2 separate regions of the Homo sapiens genome follow, and region 2 is linked to region 1. Evidence: read pairs that join two places in POLR2A ChIA-PET (ENCODE). Cell type or tissue: GM12878. All regions are shown on one strand. Links, peaks and the distances in the headings refer to the core of each region. The heading gives the core; the rest is flanking DNA.

Evidence for each region. Peaks named below come from ENCODE experiments on the same cell type or tissue, not always from the same donor. Only the 100,000 strongest peaks of a DNase experiment are listed, where the experiment ranks them.
Region 2: POLR2A ChIA-PET joins it to region 1 with 5 read pairs; 1 of 35 experiments calls an interaction of 5 or more read pairs at or near these places.

What each region holds. Positions count from the first base shown.
Region 1 is chr12:102,639,577-102,642,495 of GRCh38, reverse strand. All of the region lies in intron 11 of LINC02456 (long intergenic non-protein coding RNA 2456), which reads right to left. Among named protein-coding and RNA genes, the nearest start is that of IGF1, 160 kb to the right of the region's middle. In GM12878, for the core only: no CTCF peak of the experiment used is centred there; a DNase peak (open chromatin) is centred at 1,567.
Region 2 is chr12:101,890,037-101,892,955 of GRCh38, reverse strand. The region is part of intron 1 of DRAM1 (DNA damage regulated autophagy modulator 1); the gene reads right to left. Among named protein-coding and RNA genes, the nearest start is that of DRAM1, 14 kb to the right of the region's middle. In GM12878, for the core only: no CTCF peak of the experiment used is centred there; a DNase peak (open chromatin) is centred at 1,185; H3K4me3 peaks cover 334 bases; H3K27ac peaks cover 759 bases.

The DNA of each region.
Region 1 (2,919 bases), core at 236-2,735:
ATGACTCTGATGATTGGAAAGTTCAAGATTGGGTATCTGCAGCTGGTGACGGCCTCTAGCTGCTTCCACTCATGATGCAATGCTGTGGTGAGCTGGCATGTGCAGAGATTACATGGTGAGAGAGGAAGCAAGAAGGGCTGGGGCAAGCCAGGTTCTCTTTAACAACCAGCTCTCCTGGGAACTAATAGAGTGAGGACTCACTGACCTCCAAGGGAGGACATTAATCTATTCATAAGGGATCTGCCCTATGACCCAAATACCTCCAACACTGGGGATCAGATTTCAACATGAGGTTTGGAGGGGACAAACAGCAAACCATAGTGACAGATCTTGGTGATCAATTAAACATGAGCTATGAAGAATAAAGGAGGAGCTAAAACTGTCTCATTGGATCCTGACTGCACAGAAGGGTGGGTGCTAAGACAGGTGTGAAGGATTAAGAGTAGGCTTGGTGTGGCAAGTAGAAACGGAAAAATGAGGAGTTGCCTGTGGGCAATATGAAGATGGGTACCCAGGTCTAGTGAGGGCTCTGTGTTGATGGTACAGATTAAGTACATTAACTGGTGGAAAGAACAGTACCATGTGAGCCAAAAAAAAATTAGCTTCTTGTCTTAGTTCTACTCCCAACCAGCTGGATGATTTTGGACATGTCTTTCTGGCCTCAGTTTAATCACCTGTACAATGAGAGGGTGATGGACCATAGAGTTAAGCAATTTTTTTTTCTCTAAAGGGGAAGATAGCAAATATTTTAAGTTTTGAAGATGATATATGGTTTTTGCAGTATATGCTCCTCCTCCTTCTCCTCTTTCTTTTTTTACAGCCCTTTAAAATATAAAATCATTCTTAGCTCATGTTCCGTACAAAAACAGAGCTGCAGTTCGCTGATCCCTGGAATAGCTAATCTCCAAGATTCATTTAAACTATAAATTGTTTTGATAAGATAATATGTGAGCTTCCCTGAAAAAAGTAGCTTTTATTCCAGTAGTTTAAGTATATTTTTAACTGAAACATAACACACATATAGAAAGGTACACAAATGATAGGAGATCATTTTGATGACATGTTATAAAGTGAATGCACTCATGGAAATATCACTGCCCAGATCAGGAAACAGAACAATACCAGCACCCCAGAACCTCCTCTTGTGTCCTCTTTTGTCCATGTATACTCAACATTTAGCTCCCACTTATAAGTGAGAATGTAGTGTTTAGTTTTCTGCTCCTGTGTTAATTCACTTAGGATAATGGCCTTCAGCTGTATAAATGTTGCTACAAAGGACGTGATTTTTTTCATGGCTGCGTAGTATTCCCTGGAATATATGTACCACATTTTCTTTATCTAGTCCACCATTTATAAACATCTAGCTTGATTCCATGTCTTTACCATTGTGAAAGTGCTGCAATGAACATACACATGCATGTATCTTTAGGATAGAACAATTTATATTCCTTTGGGTATATACCCAGTAATGGGATTGCTGGGTTGAATGGTAGTCCTCAGTTCTTTGAGAACTCATCAAACTGCTCTCTGCAGTGGCTGAACTAATTTGCATTCCCATCAGCAGTGTATAAATGTTGTCTTTTCTCTGTAACCTCACCAACATCTGTCATTTTTTGACTTACTAATAATAGCCATTCTGACTGGTGTGAGATGGTATTTCATTGTGGTTTTGATTTGCATTTCTCTAATGATTAGTGATGTTGAGCATTTTCTCATATGTTATGGGCCACATCTATGTCTTCTTTGGAGAAATGTCTGTTCATATCCATTGCCCACTTTTTAACAGGGCTGTCGTTTTTTGCTTGTTGATTTTTTTTTCTTTTTTTTCTTTTTTTTTTTTTTTTTTGAGACAGAGGCTTACTCTGTCATCCAGGCTGGGGTGCAGTGGTACTATCTTGGCTCACTGCAACCTCCGCCTCCTGTATTCAAGTAGTTTTCCTGGCTCAGCTTCCCTGGTAGCTGGGACTACAGGTGCGTGCCAACATGCCCAGCTAATTTTTGTATTTTTAGTAAAGACGGGGTTTCACCATGTTGGTCAGGCTGGCCTCAAACTCCAGACCTCAGGTGATCCAGCCACCTCAGCCTCCGAAGGTGCTGGGATTACAGGCGTAAGCCACTGCACCTGGCCGATTGTTGATTTTTTAAAGTTCCGTATAGAACCTGGATATTAGACCTTTGTTGGATGCATAGTTTGCAATTATTTTCTCCCATTCTGTAGGCTATTTAATCTGCTGATAGTTTCTTTTGCTGTGCAGAAGCTCTTTTGTTTAATTAGGTCCCACTTGTTACTTTTTCTTTTTGTTGCAATTGCTTTTGGAGTCTTTGACATGAAATCTTTGCCAAGGTCTATGTCTGGAGTTGTATCTCCTAGGTTTTCATATAGGGTTTTTATAGTTTTAGGTTTCATGTTTAAGTCTTTAATCTATCTTGAGTTGAGTTTGGTATGTGGTAAAAGGAAGGGATCCAGTTTCAATCTTCTGCATATGGCTAGTCAGTTGTCCTAGCATGATCTATTGAATAGAGAATTCTTTCCCTGTTGCTTGTTATTGGAAACTTTTTCAAAGATCAGACGGCTATGTAGGTGTGGCGCTTTATTTCTGGGTTCTCCAACCTGTTCCATTGGTCTATGTGCCTGTTTCTGTACCAGTACCATGCTGTTTTAGTTACTGTAGCCTTGTAATATAGTTTGAAATTGGGTAGTGTGATGCCTCCAGTTTTTATCTTTTTGCTTAGGATTGCTTCAGTTATTTGGGCTATTTTTTGGTTCCATATGAATTTTAAAATAATTTTTTATAATTCTGTGAAGAATGTAACTGGTAGTTTGATAGGAATAGCATTGAATCTATAAATTTCTCTGGGCAGTATGGGCATTTCAACAATATCGATTCTTCCTATCCATGAACATTGAATATTTTTCCA
Region 2 (2,919 bases), core at 150-2,649, 750 kb after region 1:
AACAAAAATTCATAACCAGTTGTTTGATTAAACACCCATCTTTTCAAAGTTTTTTTCTTTTAACTCCACAGATAGCTATAGAATTTACTCATTCATCAGCAAAATATTTGTTAGATACAATCTGAGTCACAAATTCCCAAATCTATCAGATAACAATTATCAATTTGTGATTTATTTACACTAAGTGTAGAATTCAAAGAGGTGAGGAAATAAAAAATACATAAAAATAATTTTAAAAAAATTCCACTAAGTGACAAAGCAGTACCAATTTACATTAGCTGAAATTTTGCTCAAGAATAGTTCATGAAAACTTTCCAAGAGGCAAATGAAAATGTGAACGTTTCAAAACTTTTAAGAACAATAGTGTTTGCCCATTACCATTTTAAAGATGAAAGAAGGCTGGGCGCACATTAGCTCACACCTGTAGTAATCCCAGCACTCTGAGAGGCCGAGGCAGGTGGATCACTTGAGGTTAGGGGCTCGAGACCAGCCTGGCCAACATGGTGAAACCCTATCTCTACTAAAAATACAAAAAAAAAAAAAAAAAAAAAAATTAGCCTGGCATGGTGGTGGGTGCCTGTAATCCCAGCTACTCAGGAGGCTGAGGCATAAGAATCTCTTGAACCCAGGAGGTGGAGGTTGCAGTGAGCCGAGATCGCACCACTGCATACCAGCCTGGGCGACACAGCAAGACTCTGTCTCAAAAAAAAAAATAAAAAATAAAATAAAAATGAAATAGCTCTTACCTCTCAATGAAAAATGTTCTTATGTCTTTCCACGTCTGATTTTATATATTAAGTAAATATTTTTTACTTTTGTTGGTTTGTTTTTTGCTTTTTTGGACAGCATACATAAGTAAATATTAAGTCACATATTCTGGTGATACTGGAATCCAGATAAGTAAACACTAAGAGGTAACCAAGAGACCCTGTGGGTAACCTCTTTTTATTTATTTATTTTTTTTAAGCTCAAGCTAAATGATTCCATCATGCAAGGGCAGAGGTAGTAGTATTTGGGTGGCCTAACTGTGCCTGGGTGCCTGATTCAGTACACTGGAGAATGAGTGAGAGGCAAAACCAGTTGCTTCCCAGCCTGGCAGCAGTAGTCTCTCTACCCAGCTCCTACCACATCATTCTGCACCACACAGTTTCTGCAGTGCAGTGGGCCCTGCCCAGCTCCACCCACCACCTGATTTGCCTCCTTGCTAATAAGGCACTTTCTGGAAACTGTAAAGAGGACAAGGCCAGCAAATTGTTCATTTGCCTGTGGTTCAGAAGCTGTTGAGGCTGTTATGTATACACAGTTATTTTAGGGGTAGGTTGTGCCTAGGAAATCCGTTTATGTCCACATTTCCTGTATTTACATTTCTGCAAGTTAAGCAGACTGTGGAAAATTCCAAGTCGTTTGTGTAACATCCTACTTCAAACTAATTTATGATGTTAAGCTAGTGAATAATCACTTGATACTGAAAGGAATGAAAACGATACAAAGAAAACATGCTGGATAATAGAAGACTTTCTGAAGCTTGGTCAAACTTTGTTCTTTAAGTTACTGGATACACAGGATTTAAATATTCCAAAGCCTAGAATTATGGTTTATTGGAGGAACTTAGATGCTAACAAAATGCAACATCATGTGTGTCTCCAGCCTGAAATTTATTAGATTGTTCCAAACTCATACACTAATTGCTTGGATGATTGATAGGGACTTAGAATCTAAAAAAAACATAATTCCCCAGTATAAAGAGAACATCATTTCCTTTATCTTTATAATATTTAAATATATTATTTAAAAGGGATAAGTACGGAATAAAAAGTCATACTACATTTTATTAGCTACTTTTAGTTACGAGAGCTAACTTTCTGGCAGCTTCACTTGGTGATGACTGTTTTAGAATGTGGGGGGCAGGCCGGGCGCGGTGGCTCACGCCTGTAATCCCAGCACTTTGGGAGGCCGAGGCGGGCGGATCACAAGGTCAAGAGATCGAGACCATCCTGGCCAACATGGTGAAACCCCGTCTCTATTAAAAGTATAAAAATTAGCTGGGCGTGGTGGCGGGCGCCTGTAGTCCCAGCTACTCGGAAGGCTGAGGCAGGAGAATCGCTTGAACCCGGGAAGTGGAGGTTGCAGTGAGCTGAGATCACGCCATTGCACTCCAGCCTGGGTGACAGAGCAAGACGCCGACTCAAAAAAAAAAAAAAAAAAATAGAATGGCGGGGGCACCCTTCAGCTATATCAACTATTCTGAAACTTAAAAAGAATTTCCTACTGACAAATACAAATACCTTGCTCTTTTCTCACTACCCACAAGCAATTTTGCCCTCTCTCCATCAGAGTTCCCTCTTGTTCACACATACAACATGTTTTTAAAGGATGTTTTGAAAAGACTGTAGAGAGGCAATTGTGGACCAGGGAGACCGTAAGGAAGCTATTTTAGCAGTTTGTCCAGAGTGCTTAGCCCAGTATGGTGATAAAGAGGGAGATGAACGTGGTTTGATTTGGAAAGTTATTTGAGGGGAATCTCTAGAAACCATCCCCACATGGACTCCAGTGGCTACAAGGACCAAAAAAAATAGGGCCGGGCTCGGTGGTTCTCACCTGTCATCCCAGCACTTTGGGAGGCCAAGGCAGGCAGATCACCTGAGGTCAGGAGTTTGATAGCAGCCTGGGCAACATGGTGAAACCCTGTCTCTACTAAAAAATACAAAAATTAGCCAGGCGTGGTGGCACATACCTGTAATCCCAGCTACTCGGGTGGCTGAGGCAGGAGAATCGCTTGAACCCAGGAGGCAGAGGTTACAGTGAGCCAAGATCGTGCCACTGCACTCCAGCCTGGCCGACAGAGTGAGGCTTCATCTCAAAAAATAAATAAAAATCAAAAAAGAAAAAAGAAAAAGAAAAAATTAGAAATGAACACTT